Regions from separate parts of the Homo sapiens genome. Here region 1 is linked to region 2. Evidence: chromatin loops called from intact Hi-C (ENCODE). Cell type or tissue: OCI-LY7. All regions are shown on one strand.

Evidence for each region. A loop is a pair of places that touch in the nucleus more often than their neighbours do. Peaks named below come from ENCODE experiments on the same cell type or tissue, not always from the same donor. Only the 100,000 strongest peaks of a DNase experiment are listed, where the experiment ranks them.
Region 1: it touches region 2 in a loop (3-fold over the local background); 7 of 110 quality-filtered maps call a loop at or near these places.

Annotation. Positions count from the first base shown.
Region 1 is chr2:6,822,519-6,830,518 of GRCh38, reverse strand. It overlaps NRIR (negative regulator of interferon response), which reads left to right. Exons shown (of 4, transcript NR_126359.1): 3 at 413-551; 4 at 1,564-1,965. Among named protein-coding and RNA genes, the nearest start is that of NRIR, 14 kb to the left of the region's middle. RefSeq lists an enhancer at 3,827-4,121. In OCI-LY7, CTCF peaks have their summits at 1,902, 2,101 (motif pointing right), 3,685 and 3,898 (motif pointing left); DNase peaks (open chromatin) are centred at 2,118 and 3,878.
Region 2 is chr2:6,348,999-6,356,998 of GRCh38, reverse strand. No RefSeq gene overlaps it. Among named protein-coding and RNA genes, the nearest start is that of LINC01247, 22 kb to the left of the region's middle. RefSeq lists an enhancer at 4,584-4,703. In OCI-LY7, CTCF peaks have their summits at 225, 426 and 3,928 (motif pointing left); DNase peaks (open chromatin) are centred at 448, 3,198 and 4,558; H3K4me3 peaks cover 1,798 bases; H3K27ac peaks cover 5,813 bases.

The DNA.
Region 1 (8,000 bases), 470 kb before region 2:
TTTGTAAGATTTCTTTAACTTTGTGTTTAAATCTTCTACTAAGATTTTCATTTCTGCTATCAAGTTTCTAAATTCCAAAGCCCCTCCTTTCCCCCCTTTTCTTCTTTCCTTTCTGTCTTCCTTTTCTTTTTTCCTCTCTTCCTTCCTCCCTTCTTTACTCTTTCTTTTCTTCCCTCCTCCATTTACTCCTCCTCTGCATTCTCTCCCTGCATTTCTTCTTTTCCTCCTTCCTTTTTTTCATCTTTCTTTTCTCATTATTTAAGGTTCTTTGAAAATATTTTTTTCTTGGATGCAATATCTGTACGTATTTTTCTGCCACTATTAATTATTGCTTCACTTACAGTGATTCCTGCAAACTTTCAATCTTCTCTAAGGTGGGGCTTTGTTTATTTATTTTATTTGCATCTTCCAGGTGACATGGTTTTCTGGTGCCTTGGCAACTGCTCACGATGCATGGGAAGACTAAACACTTTGTGTACAGCATTCTGTCTCATCCAGTGAAGACTTCCTCTGGATTATTGCAGCAGACACCTCTAACCTCCTTAATCTGTGTATGTAACCTAATCACTCTTTTTTTTTTTTTTTTTTTGAGACAGAGTCTCACTCTGTCATCCAGGCTGGAGTGCAGTAGCATGATCTCGGCTCACTGCAACCACCTCTGCCTCCCGGGTTCAAGCCATTCTCCTGCCTCAGCCTCCCGAGTAGCTGAGATTACAGGCATACGCCACCATGCCTGGCTAATTTTTTGTGTATTTTCAGTAGAGATGGGGTTTCACCATGTTGGTCAGGCTGGTCTCAAACTCCCGACCTTGTGATCCACCCACCTCGGCCTCCCAAAGTGCTGGGATTACGGGTGTGAGCCACTGTGCCCAGTCGAATGTTTGATATTTTTAAGAACCTTTTAGGTGTGGTTTTGCATTTTCACTCTTTTCATGCTTTAAAGCACACATCTTGTTACAACTCTTCCATGGAAAATCTCTGCCTTCCAGGGCTAAGCAAGGCTGTCCTTGGTGTGGCTTGCAGACTGAATTCAGCCAGCATGGTGCTATTTGATTTTACTTACAACAAACAAACAACTGTTCAGATTATTAGACAATGGAATGGGAATACCTTTGGAGTCACAATTTCTCCAATTCGCCATGTCTCTCTGTTGCTCTACAACTGTAAGGAGAGAAAAATAATTAGAAGAAGAGTCTCCCTCAATAGAGAGGCAGACATACACACCTGGTGATCATCACTGTGGTCCTGCCCACCCTGGCACAGGTGGGTCAGACAAACCTGGTCTGATTCTGATTTACTTTGCCTGAGGGAGTTAACAAAGGTTTCAGAGAGAGGGAATCAGAAAACCCTCATGTAAAACAGATACCATACATGTTAGATCGAATTACAATGGAGTAAACATTTCTTTCTTATTAATGTTGTTAGTGCTGTGTTTCTTGTCCTATTCAGTGACATGCTTTGACCTAGTAATTTTTATACGTGGACTGATTTTCAGATGCATGTGGGCATAAATTAAATACCAAGCATCTAATGTGGACTTGTGTATTTCTTTTTTTTTTTTAGACTGAATCTTGCTCTGTCGCCAGGCTGGAGTGCAGTGGTGCGATATTGGCTCACTGCAACCTCCGCCTCTCGGGTTCAAGCGATTATCCTGCCTCAGCCTTTTGAGTAGCTGGGACTACAGGCACATGGTACCATGCCAGACTAATTTTTGTATTTTTAGTAGAGATGGGATTATCACTATGTTGGCCAAGATGGTTTTGATCTCTTGACTTCGTGATCCGCCCTCCTCGGCCTCCCAAAGTGCTGGGATTTCAGGCGTTAGCCACCGCACCCAGCCTGGACTTGTCTATTTCATTTGGAGAACTTCAATTGATCTAAATCTACTTTGCAGCTTTTCATTGTTAATTTTGAATTTATTTAAACAAGTAAAATATTTAAGACATTTGTGTGGAAAACCTGTAACAAATTGCATTTGGTTCAATCCCTGATTATGTTTTAGATATGCCAACTCTTTTTCTCTCTTTTTTTAAAAATTTGATAAATACTGAAACCAATTCAATTTAGATCAAATACATTACATTTCCACTAGAGGGAGGAAAAGCGCTAATTTTGAACCTTTATGAGGGAACTGTGCTTTTGCCGAGATAATCACTTCCCTCATTACACACAAACTGTGTCTGGAAAAACAACAGTAGTTCCTTTCATTTTTATTTAAATCTCTTCTCTAATGGGAAAACAAAGGACAAAACAGGGAACACTTCTAGGTCAAAGTAGCAAATCTTTAAAAGTGGCTAATTTCTTGCTTCAAGAATTCTAAATACAGCCCCCAGGGTCAGAAAAATATTCAAAGGAAAACCTTAGTGATCATGGAACGCAATCTCTTTCTTTAATAGTGGTGAAAAATGAGGCCCACAGAGAGGCCTGCCCTGCCTAGGGTCATGTAATTTGTTAGTAGCAGATGCACGCGAGAATAGAAGTTCTGCAGTTCTTTTTCTAGTGCTCTTTATAATGCAGTATGGTCTCAGCATATCTGATGCAGTAAATGATATGTACATACACACACATTTTTTTAGGTACATATATATGGATGCATATGTTTTCTTCCATGTGAGGTAATGATTTGAAATTTGGCTTTAAGAGACATTCTGGGGATTTTATGTGTCCTTGTTTATTTGCTCTTAAAACCTCCCTACCCCCTCGTCATTGTAGAACTCTGGATGCACTGCTTATGTTGGATACAGCTAATGGGTCCTGCAAGGCCCAGGCTCTTGTAATTATTGAGCAATCGCCAAAATACTGTGGTTTAGAAAACACATCATAAACTTTTCTGTGGAGTCTCCAAAATTTTTATTAACATGCATGACATTAATGGTTGTGCTTATTTTGCCATAATTGAGGGTGTGTCCCATTTCTCTCAAATAAGAAGGCATTCAAGGGAGCTATCAAATTTCACTTTTGGCTGAACCTGGTCTGTAAGCTTTTCCAAACCTAATGCATTTATGCTCATCTTTGAGATTGAAAACATTATTTTCTGTGTTTTAATTGAAGAAAAAAAAATCCAAACACTCAAGTTCTCCATTCTGAAGCTGTAATTAAGAAAATATCCATCAATAAATGTGTAATTATTTTAAGCCATAATTTTTTTTCAGTAGGTCCTGTTGTAATAACTAACGATTGAAGAGTTTTCCTCATGCCTCCAAATGTCCTCACTAGTGTCTCTAGACTATTTCTACCTGAAGAGAGCTTGCATTAAAAATAAGGGTTAGGGTTAGGGAATTTGGAGATACATTTATAAGGTGAACTTTGGGTGGAACTGTGGTCATTTTATTAATTTTAAAAATTATTAATTCTTCCTCTTCTATGTGCATACATGCAAAGTAATGAATGAAGGAACTTCTGGCTACAAGCAGATGTAGGTACCACTTCTAACTGAGTTTGTGACCTCTGACAAGTTATTCATCTCTGGACTTTAGTTTTTTATTTGCAAAATAAGAAGGTCAGACATGAGGAGGACCAAGAGCCCATTTCTAGTGGGCCATGACTTTAATTTGCCATGATGAGTGGAAGTCACTTATAGTCTTAAATGCCTTATAATTTTTAACAGGATCATAACACAAGATATGCTGTTTTATGCCATTCTGTTACTATTCTAATAACTTGGGAAAGCATGGTATTGGTATATAATGTGTTCCATAATGCATTGGTTCCCTCAAAACCTTCAAGTAAATCAGTCTTTTGTAAAAAGACTTCACTTTATGTTCCCTAGGGAAATCGAAGTGACTTCTATGATGACTAAGGAGTGACCATTTCTATCACTTCCTTAGTCCAGTCCTTCATCTCCCATGAGAATCAACTGAGTCATTTCCTCCCTGATCTTCCTGCTGACACAATGCTCTACCGCCCCCTACAGTCTATTCTTTGAGCAGCACCCAATACCATCCCTACTAAACTTAATTAAAATCAACTCACCCACCTGTTCATCATGCTTAGGGCTTCATTCAGGCCTTGGTTCAGGTCTCTATTCAGCATTGCTCTTACAAGGGGCCTTCTCTACTACTCAGTCCCAGATAGTGCCTTGCATCGTTCTCCTCCCCTTGGCTCTACCTCCTTACTATTAATACCTACCTCTGTCTATGTCTATGTCCATGGCCATGTCTATGTCTGTATCACATCCATCATCATAACTGCATCTGTGTCTCTGATTACACTTGTATCTCTATCTATATGCATAGCTCTGCCTGTACCCACGTGCATATCAACAACCTTATCTATATCTGTAATATGCCTGTGTTGATTTCTACTCCTGAACTGGAGTCTGCACTCCATGAAGGCATGGACTTTGTTTTGCTCATTACTGTCATTTCAGTGTTTGGAACAATGCCTGGTATATACCAGGTTGGTGCAAAAGTCATTGTGGTGGTTTTGCTATTAAAAGTAATGGCTAAACACCACAATGACTTTTGCAAAGGAGCTCAATAAATATTTCTCAAATATTTATTGAGGTACAAATGTGGAACATTGACTTGAAGTGTCAATCAGACTTGACTGAGATTCGGATTGGGGCCCTTTTAGCTGTGTGATTGTGGACAAGTTATTTAATTTCCATGAGACTTCATTTTCTCATTTATAAATCAGAAATGTCATCATTTTTCTCAAAGGTCTTTTGTGAGGATAAAATTAGATATTATAATGAAAAAGAGCCATCTCAGCCCTGGCCAGGAAAAGCTCCAAGTTGAGGTCAATCTCCTTCTCCTTTCTGCTGTCTTGTTGAGAACATCCAGAATTTTATGCATTTTCTGGCTTCAAAGAGAAGCACACCTATTAATATTCACTGCTGGTTATCTTGAAAGTTGGAAAACCAAGACTTCCCAGCTGCAGGAGACGACATTAGATAAACATAAACATGACTTTCCACAGGAGGGACTGTCCCAATGCAGAGCAGATTTACTCGACTTTAAGCATGCTGATGGTAAATGTTCTCCCCCAAGGTCAAGAGCAATGGTGGTTTATTATTTAATTTTATTAGTAGACAAAAATGGGCAGTTAAGGACTGTATTTTTGCCACTAGAGAGCATCACCTTAAGCATTTTCCCCATCACCTGACATAAGTGACACTGTCTTATGAATTAAAACTTTGAAAGAGGCCTCTTTCTTTTTGTGGTTAAAAACCAAATACTTTTCCAATGGAGAATGCATCTCCCTTGGAAATAGTAAACATTCTAGTCAAGGAAAAGATGACCACTAAGCATCTGCTACGAGTTTCATACACCTCATTGTGCATATTGTTCACATCAAACCAAGCATCAGCTGCTACACTGATGTTGCGTAACCAGCCCCAGGTCATGTGGCTAATTACCCGTGGGTCCTGGAATCCATCTCATGTCTGTCTGACTCTGGAGCCAGGAAAGGGCTCCACCAGTGCTCTGTGATGCCTCAGGTGATGCAGAGCCAGTCTCTACTGATGGTTCTATCAAAAAACAAAAAAAACCAAAAACTGAGAGACAGAATCCCAAGTGTGTATAGTGTTACATTTGTGGAGCTCTTTGTTGTTCACTAATGGCTCCTTTATAAATCATTTCAGTTTTTCCCAGCTATAAAGTCACAAGATTTTATATCACTTTTCAGAGAAAGCAGAAGTTGTATGACTCTACTGAAGGTCCCAGTTAATAAGGAGCAGAGACCGGAATTCCTCCTTCTGATGGTAGACCCTTACTCTTTCCGCCATTCTCTGTGGACTTTTAGAAGAACTTTCATCCCGTAGTTACAGTCTTACTTATGCTTTTGCTGAGCATTTTCTAATAGACAGTCAGTCTAGCAACTGCTGGGAACACACAGAACCTAAACTAATGTGGACAAAGTCTCTGTCCTCGCACAGCTTTCGTTCTGAAGGACAGAGACAGGCAATAAACAAATAAATGTGTCTTTATAGTAGAATGATTTATAATCCTTTGGGTATATACCCAGTAAGGGCATTGCTGGGCCAAATGGTATTTCTGGTTCTAGATCCTTGAGGAATTGCCACACTGTCTTCCACAATGGTTGAACTAATATACACTCCCAACAGTGTAAAAGTGTTCCTGTTTCTCCACAGCTTCACCAGCATCTGTTGTTTCCTGACTTTTTAATAATTGCCATTCTGACTGGTATGAAATGGTATCTCTTTGTGGTTTTGATTTGCATTTCTCTAATGACCAGTGATGATGAGCTTTTTAAAATATGTTTGTTGGCTGCATAAATGGTTCATTTAATGTGTTTAAATGTACAGATTTTGTAACACTAAGAAGTTGCAATGCTATAATAACAGCATATCTTAGGTTGGGCATGGTGGCTTATGCCTGTAATCCTAGCACTTTGGGAGGCCAAGGCAGGTGGATCATTTGAATTTGAGGTCAGGAGTTTGAGGCCAGACTGGCCAACAAGGTGAAACCCCATCTCTACTAAAAATACAAAAATTAGCCGGTTGTGATAGTGGGTGCTTGTAATCCCAGCTACTCAGAAGGCTGAGACAGAAAAATTGCTTGAACCTGGAAGGTGGAGGTTGCAGTGAGCCGAGGTCACACCACTCCAGCCTGGGCAATGGAGACTCCGTCTCAAAAAAAAAAAAAAAAAAAAAAGTACATAATGTGCTTAGAATTTCAAAATTGTAAAAATTGTTTTGTTTCTTTTAATTCAAAGATATCTACATGCTTTTAAAATCAGTAAAGTTGCAATTAGCTGAAAAAAAATGCATAAGATATCAGGTGGTGTAAATACCACAGACAAGTCAAGTTCGTGAGGGGATAGGAGTACAACAGGGACAGGTTGAGGTTTTAAGTTGGGTGATGGGAGAAAGCTGCTTTGCTGGAGATGTTTGGGCACCTGATGGGAGTGACAAAGCCAGCCAGGGGATTGGCAGGGTTAAAGCAGCAACATCAGCACGATTATTTACAGCATCAACAAAACATTTAAAAAGCCGATTCTGTTTCCTAAATGTGAGGAGCTATCTGCTGCAGATCCAGTTGTGTTCCCTGAGAACAGGGAAGTGCAATGTAATGAAAGTCAGCCCCATTCCTTGAAGAAAAGTCCTCGTCTGAGCATCAGGAAATGGCCGAGCTGGTGTGTGATCTGCAAAGCGCATCTCACCCTGCCTGCTCTCTAAGACCCGGACAAAGCATGCTTTTGGTTTAAAGTAGTTTCTCTCAAAAGACTGCAATCTTCCTGGCAGATATCATGCATTTTTATCATATTTCCCAGAACAGCTCAGATTCTCAAGGACCATATACGTGAATTATCTATAGTGCAGTTAAATGTCATGAAGTTGTCTAAGCCTTTTTAATTAATAGGATTCATAAGTGCTCACTGGAAGTCAGTACTGTGGAATTCATTTTTTTCCTACTTGACATTTATGTAGCACTCTTTAACATTTGAAATATATTATCTCATTTTATTGTCGCAACAAGCCCATGAAGGAGTTGAATAGGAGATATATTATCTGTTTCTTCTACCTCTCTCCTTCCTTTCCTTTTCTTCCTTCCTTCCTTCCCTCCCTCCCTCCCTCCCTCCTCCCTCCCTCCCTCCCTTCCTTCCTTCCTTCCTTCCCTTCCTCCCTCCCTCCCTCCCTTCCTTCCTTCCAAAATGGAAAGTTAAATGGTATTTGATGGGAAGAAAACTGCTGGAATTCTACTGACTTAAAAATAACAGGATATACTTTCCAATCATCAAAATTAACAAACGTTTGTAGAAAATATAATGTTTGCTTGCTGAGAAGAGTCTGTGAGACAGCATCCCCTGCCATGGGAATGTAAAAAGATACAAATCTTATGGAAGGCCACGTGGGAAAATGCACCAGGAATTTAAAAAATGTGTTTACCTTTTGACATCAAAATTGTACTCCCCAAAGACATCATTAGAACTGCAATAAAAGTCAATAAACCAAAAATATTTATCCCAGCATTACTTATGAGAGCAAAACTTGGAATAAAGCAAATTGCTTAACAATAGGGAAAGGTTAAGTGAGC
Region 2 (8,000 bases):
GAGCCGCTCTAGATCCAAGAAGGAACACGGAGAACAATGGGATAGCACCAGTGTCTGAATAGGAGAAAAGTGATGGCAGGAAGCAACCGTATTATTTAAAGTTTAAATATACTATATTAAGTACTGGAAAAGTACAGCAAAAAGAGCTGAAAAAGTCATGAATCAAGTTATAACATTTTGAAGCACTTGAGGATGCAGTACCAGGACAAGTGCCCCTTCTGACCTGCAGAGTCTGCCTTCATCAAAATCACTTTTTACTATAATGGAGCAGCCTGGAGGTCAACCCTTTTTTCTGGGTCATCCAAAGCCCCCTCATTTTTTCCTCCCAAGCAGCGAGAGGCCATCCAACTGTGTGACATGCTTTGGTTTGGTATGTTCCAAATTCTGTAAAGAGAAATCTATAATACTGAGTTTGATTTCCTGCCAGCAGATGTCCTTCTCCATCAAATCAAAGGCAAAAGAACCCAGGCTCACTCTTCGTTGTGTCCAATTTTCTCAGTCTTGGCTCTATGGGGGTCTCTGCAGCTCTTGGGGGGTTGGGCTCGCTGCCAGGCAGCTTCCAAGGCTGGCTCTCCCCTGGCTCAGACTCTGATGAAGTTCTTGACCACCAGGGTTAATGGAGTCCGCCTGACACGGCAGGTCTGGCAGGGGCCCCCAGGGGGATGTGCCCTAGGGAGAAGGAGAACCTGCTTTCACACTCAGAGGCTGGGGCAGGGCTGGAGGAAAGTGGCCCCCTTATTACAACTGGGATTTGAGTGAGTATGACTCTGATCATCCTAAATCATTGAGACTCTATCCTGGTGAAGCACTTCCCTCCAGTCAGCAGGCCGAGGACCAGATGGGGGCAGTTGGCCCAGGGCTATCAGACACCACTGGATGGAGGCCCACACTGGGTAGATGCACCTTCCCCCAGGCCCTCAATCAGCCCCTTGGAAGCTTGGAGAGGATCCTTTAGGTGATGAATGGCCAGGAGAGAGAAGCACATGGGAAAATTCCCTCTCACTTGGCATAGATCTCCACTGCTGCAGAGGAAATACTGCAGGCAGACTTCATCACAAACCTCAGGGAGGATTTATTTGCACCAAGGGAGGTGGGATTGTGTCCTGTGTTGTAATTAACATCAATGAATTTCTCTTTAAGTCAAGAATTTTTGTTGTTATCAAGCCTTTTTTTAGATTAATCTGAAACCCCCAAAAAGAGGAGATAATAGAAATTTCCCTATCTTACATTCAGAAAAATGTGATACATGTAGTTTATGTGAGAAGATAGAGTCAAGGAGAATGTGGAGTGAGGTAGGGGTAGGATCCCGTTAAGTAAAAATGAGGAAGTAAAGGTAATATATGTAATCAGCATTTATTATGTGGGTACCTACTATGTGCAGACGTTATAGTAGGGAAATTTACACATCTTTTTTTCTTTAAAGCTCTGTGATGTTTTTTAAGATTGTAATTATTAACCTTGTTTTAGATATTTGGAACTTGAAACGCTAACAGGCTAAGTATATTTCTAATATGACAAAGCTAATAGGTGTCTAATATGACAAAGATAATAAGTAGTATTTGAACACATCTGTCTGAATCTACCTCATAAAAATAAGGAATACTGTGTCCAACCCCAGGCCTAGAACATGTCATCCCTAATTCTTTGATAATTCATCTCTAGCCATCCTTCACATTTCAGCTTATACACTGAACTTCTGCAATTTTTTTAAATGGAACTTCCACAATTCCCCTGAACACTTTCTTCATTTTCCTCATTGCAGTGGGGGATTTTCTCCTTAGTTGTGTAAGGGTTTTTTTGTTGAGTATTTGTTGGTGATAATATCTTTTTTTTGTTTTTTTGGTTTTTTTTAGATGGAGTTTTGCTCTTATTGCCCAGGCTGTAGTGCAATGGCACAATATTGGCTCATTGCAACCTCTGCCTCCTGGGTACAAGTAATTCTCCTGTCTCAGCCTCCAGAGTAGCTGGGATTACAGGCGCCTCCCACCACGCCCGGCTAATTTTTTGGTATTTTTAGTAGAGACAGGCTTTCACCATGTTGGCCAGGCTGGTCTTGAACTCCTGACCTCAGGTGACCTGCCCTCCTTTGCCTCCCAAAGTGCTGGGATTATAGGCATGAGCCACCACACCTGGCTGATAGTATCTTTTTTTGGTGATTGTTATATTCTTAATGACCAGCCTATGACAAATAAGCATGTCCTAAGTGAACGAATGAATGACTGAATGAATGAATGACAACTAGGTAGCATTGATGATCTAGAGTCCATACTTGGCCTTAATAGTGCTTTTGTGCATTTTCAGAACTGGTTATGACTGTCATACAAGTCAGGCTTTGTTTTCTAATCCTGTCCCGGGAAAACAAAATCCAGTGTTGATATTGCCTAGACATCTCCCTCAAAATATCTAATGTACATTTCATCCATAAAACATTCCCTAGGCTGGAATTCTCATTCATCTTCATTCCTCACTGTGCATCAAGTCATATTATGCTCAGCTATTAGTAATATATACCCACAGTATTAAACATATAGTTGGATAATCTGTTATATTATTTACATAATAGAATTGTGGTGGGCATAAATGTTAATAAATAACAATGCAATATTATTAGTGATCACTTATACTTGCAAAATGATAAATTATTCAGGAGTCTCTTAATTCTTGAATGTAATATTATATTAAATGGAAACTATCGAAGGTATATTTTATTCAAAGCAGACTCGCAACATTTGTACTTTTGAGAGGTCCAATCATCTCACTCTGACTTTATGATTAAAGGAGCCTCGGTGTCACAGAGATTCAAGTTAACTCTGTAAATCGCTGAGGACATTATGAGTTTTCCCAGAATGTCCTAACACTACTGTGTTCACAGAATACTTATTTGAAATGTATGGGAAATCAACTTCCAGGGTTTCTCAGAGGTACTTAAAAGGGGCACTCAGTCACAAATGTTAGAAAGAGAATTTGCCAGATGACCACAGCATATGTTCCAGTGATTTCCACAATCTGGAAAATTATTTTCAGGTCACAGAACAATTTTGCATGGTTCTAGTCTCAAAATCAGAGTTGGTGGTTGAGCACCAGAGAATACTTTTCTCACACTGAAGTTTTGATGGGGAGAGATCTAAAGGTTTCTGAACACTCACTACCTGCCATGTATTTCACTTCTTGTTTTCTTTAATCTTTGCAACAACTCTGAGCTACAAGCTTTAATGCACACGCTAGCCCTCATTCTAAAGCCAAGTAAACAATCCTAGAGCCGCTGAGTAGCTCTTGCCGAAAGGTCTAGAGAAGCGGCAAAGTAGACACTCAAACCCAGATTTACCTTGGGTCAAAACATATGCTCTTTCCACTCCATCCCATGCCAAACCAAGGAAACAAATGTGCCTTTTCCATTATTTTCCTTTGTCAATATTTTGGGTGCTATTTTCTTTCCATCATAAATATAAATCCAACTTCTGTTGTATGTCAATGACTGTGTAATATTTGGGGAAACTGTGGGAACAATCAAGATTCGGTGTCTTCTTCCGTGAACATTTAAACAATTTAAAAACTTAGATCTATTCACTTACTATTTTTCTAAGTGAAGTTAGACTTAACAGGTTTGGCTTTGTTTCTTTAACTACAGCACTACACTGGAGCTGAGCTTGCTTCTGGCCATGGAGTGATACCCCTATGATTCCACTGAAATTACTTTTCCCAAAGCATCCAAACCCCTCAGGTCCAAGGCTGAGACCTGGCTTTCTGAACTGGAGTCCAGCTTTGCAGAGTGACAAGATTTCTGTTTTACTGTAAGGTTTGCACTCCCTTGAATTTTCACTAAACTTCTGCTTCCTAAGCCAGAGGTGCTGCCCCAGGGACGCCCGGGAGGCCTGGATGCAAAGCCCCTCTGCCACCTGGTGACGGGCATGGGAACTGCTCCATCCTGGAATTCTGGGGCCTGGAACAAAGCCTGACCATGATTTATTTTATTATTTATTTATTTTTTTGAGAAGGAACCTCGCTCTTTCGCCAGGCTGGAGTGCAGTGGTGTGATCTCAGCTCACGGCAACCTCCACCTCCCAGGTTCAAAGGATTCTCCTGCCTCAGCTTCCCGAGAAGCTGAGACCACAGGCACGCGCCACCATGCCTGGCAAATTTTTGTATTTTTAATAGAGACGGGGTTTCACCATGTTGGCCAGGATGGTCTCAATCTCTTGACCTCATGATCCGCCTGTCTTGGCCTCCCAAAGTGCTAGGATTACAGGTGTGAGCCACCACACCTGGTTTATTTTTTATTTAAAAAAAAAATTTTATTAATTTCATTTAATTGTATTTGTCCTCAGTGAAGCAGCACTGTCACCCTGGGTCTTATTTTTGGGAAAGTCTCAGTGTCCAGGTTACATTGGCTAAGTCCTTGAGTCCATGAGGAAAGTCAGTCTGAGGGCACTGGCCTCACTTTTTTCACCTTTGGCTTTCTCTTTCCTCCTGTCAGTTTGCTTTCAGAACAGTCCCTGAGAACGTGAGAAACTGCGAATTTACCTTTATGACCAAAATACATTCTTAAGCTTTGGTTTACAAATGGAACCCTTTGGGAAACGACAAAAGAGAAGTGAAAGTTCTCTTAAAGAAATCTCTCAGTCTTCGTGTTTAAGATTCCCCTGGCTGAATGAATGGCCACCACTGACAGAGCTGTTTCTAGATTACCTCCTCGCCTCCTTTCTCCAGATCCAGGTGCTCTCACTTGACTCTATATTGAATGCACAGACTTGGGGAATACTCATTAGACTTCTCCGAGTCTAATGAGTGGCTAATGTTAAGAACCACTGTGAGTCTAGGCCCAGAATACTAAAAACAAAAGGAAAAGGCTGTATCAATCACTTGGATTCACTCTTGTTTGAGGGAAGACAACTAATTAGAAAACTTTAGAACAACAAGATTCAAACATGGTAACCCATGTTTGAATTAATTAAAATCTGAATTAATCTAAGATTATTAGCCCTAGTTCATAATCAAATAGGTCTTTAACATACTATACTAACTTTAAACATTTCAAGTTCACACAGTTTCACACTACAATTTTTGCATTTCTGAAAATTTATATGAAAAAAAGAGTATAAAATGGAAAAGACCTTTAGATCTACCCGAGTTCTCACTTAAACAGGTCTGATGGATTGCAAGTAGAAATGATAAAAGAAGTGGAGGTCAAGTAATCATGGGTGCTTAAGGTCTTGAAAGTATCTAGAATATGTTGCCACCTTTATAAGGTTTCTGGTCTTTGCATACTTAACACATTTTGAGTTCTACAGAGTTTGGCTTTTCATTTTATTGCATTACTTATTCCACAAAAACACTTAAAATAGGTACTTATTTTTAACATTTTTTCTACTAATAAATAAAACATTGTATTGATAAAAACGTGTCACAGTTTCTTTTTCAAGACATCCAGGGAGTAAAGAGGGTGCACGTGAACAAAAAAATTCCACCAAAAATACAAATGACAAGTGTATTTACAGATATTCAGCCATCTTAAAAGAAGCATTTATGGGGATTGTAATGTTAAATGCACACAAGATGAGAAACAAATATCAAAACTGAAGAATTCATATAGAAATGGCAATTAAACAGATGGTACCGGGCAACCAGGCCCAAAGTTTAGTGGTCAATATAAGTCATATACAAGTTAACGTTAATCAGTTAACCAAAATTATAATTAAAAGTGCCTTCTAAACAATACTTCAACTGAAAAAAAAGAAGAGAGAGAGAGTGGAAAAAAAAGGTGTGGATTTCCTCAAGATGGCACATTATATCCATGGACTAGTTCTGCTGAGTTTTATTTTTTTTTTAGAGGCAGTCTCGCTCTGTCGCCCAGGCTGGAGTGCAGTGGCACAATCTCAGCTCACTGCAAGCTCTGCCTCTTGAGTTCACTCCATTCTCCTGCCTCAGCCTCCCGAGTAGCTGGGACTACAGGCACCCGCCACCACGCATGGCTAATTTTTTGACTAGAATTGCACTGAGCGGGGGATATAGGAAAAAGATCCCCTTGTCGCCCAGCTGACTCTGGGGTATTGTGGGTAACATTTTTCCCCAAAGATAAGAAGTTACTGGATACTTCCTACTTAGTTACCTGTGACTGGAAAGACGTGTTTCGTTCTGGTTTTTACATTTTTTTAAATGGGGAAGAAAACAGTAGAAGTACATTTTAGATCTCATCCATCTCTCTGAGAACAAACAAATAGGCCAAAAAATAAAATTCTCCAAAAAAATAACCCCAATAACTAAAAGATTCTGAAGGCTAACACACTGGACCTTCTCTGCCCCGTGTTCTAGTGGGAGAGGAAAAAGGTAGAGAAAATGGACAGAAACCAAAATTTATTGAACAGCTGAAATGTTCCAGACTCTATGCTAAGTTTCTCATGCTCATGATTTTATTATGGTCTTAAATCAACCTTTTGAAAAAGGTGTTATCTCTGCCTCACAAATCAAGGGATTGCGCCTCAGAGAGGTTAAGCAACTTGCAAAATGCCTCATAGTCAAAATGCAACAAATCTTTTATTTGAAACCAGATCGGTTTCACTGATGTTCACACTGCATGCTCTATGCTAAGATTGAAGGTGGAAGAGGAAGAGAGCAGGACATTTGTAACAAAAGTCCCCGTGCTATGTTACTGTTTGTCTCAGATATTGATGGGTTCCAATCCCCTCCATACTGCGTGCGTGACTTTTGTTTCCCTGGATCCACACCTCATTAAATACGTCATAGCTCCTTGGAAGGTGAGATCATTACCATGCCACACATTTGTAGATCCTCAGAAGATGGCCTTGCTTGGTGCGGCTCAGCAAGCGATGAGCACAGCCAGTGGGTTGGCTGTCAATTCCTTTCTTTTTCAGGATAGACATATTTTACTGTAAACCTGTCCATGTCATTGTTGTTTGAATTCGTGAAAAGCTGGCGCCCCTGGCAAGCGAACTCAGGAGGAAACACTGACGATGTCTCCTCCTCCCATTCTCATGCTGCACCAGAGGAGGACCTGGTGGAGAAAAGTATAGACTGAGACCCTCCCGGGGTTGAAACGTTGCTGTTGAAACCTTTTGTTCTACCTTAGTTTCCACATGACATAATCCTCTCTCCTCCAGCATTACACTTAGAGATGAGTTGAACAGAGAGAACCACATTTTTTACCCTTCTGTTGTTCCATTGTTAACAAAAATTAAAATGCAATAAGTACCTATATATTCCCATAAAAATGTGAAACTTGGAACAAGAAGAAATTTCAAGGCAGAAAAGAACACACACTTGTGTTGACACGGATCTGAATAAACAATGACTTGCAAACACACACTCTGAAATAGCAATTGTGACAGCCTATGATGGAATCATGGAGTTGCTAGAGTTGCCCTTCTGGCTTTTTCAAAACTGTTAAAATTGTACTAACTCTTTTTTAGTTCAAGTTAGTAATCTCTATCAGAAAGCTTTGCCTTGTACATTCCGCAGGATTGAGAAGCTCATCAGGGTTCTGACACATCACTCTATGGTACCTGCGAGAGAACTCACCACACTGCAGAGGAACCATGAGCTTCTTCATCAGTTTCTCCCACAGTCTGAAAGTATCTGTGAGTTTTTCTAGTGCACGGTCAATCTTGTCACCTTGAAAATGTTCAATTAAATGTGTATTCAAATGAATGTCAAACTAAGGATCATCTTGGGTTTTATTGGATTTGTCACAATAGATACCAAACTTAATAGGAGAATTTTTTTAAAGATATTTTGGAAACCTTTGCCACTTACCCAGGCTTATACTATTGCTTGCTTTCCTATAACATCTAAAATGATACGTATACTACATATTTTGACCTTAAGTGCTGAAACATTCAGTTTTTCATTGACCAAATGTATGAGATTAGAGTTAAGAAATACATTTTTAAAAAAGGGTCCTAGGATTATCAAAGCCTGGGAATCAGCCACCTCATCTGAATATTCTGCTCTTTGCTAAGGAGGGTGAGGCTGAACAGAGGGACTCA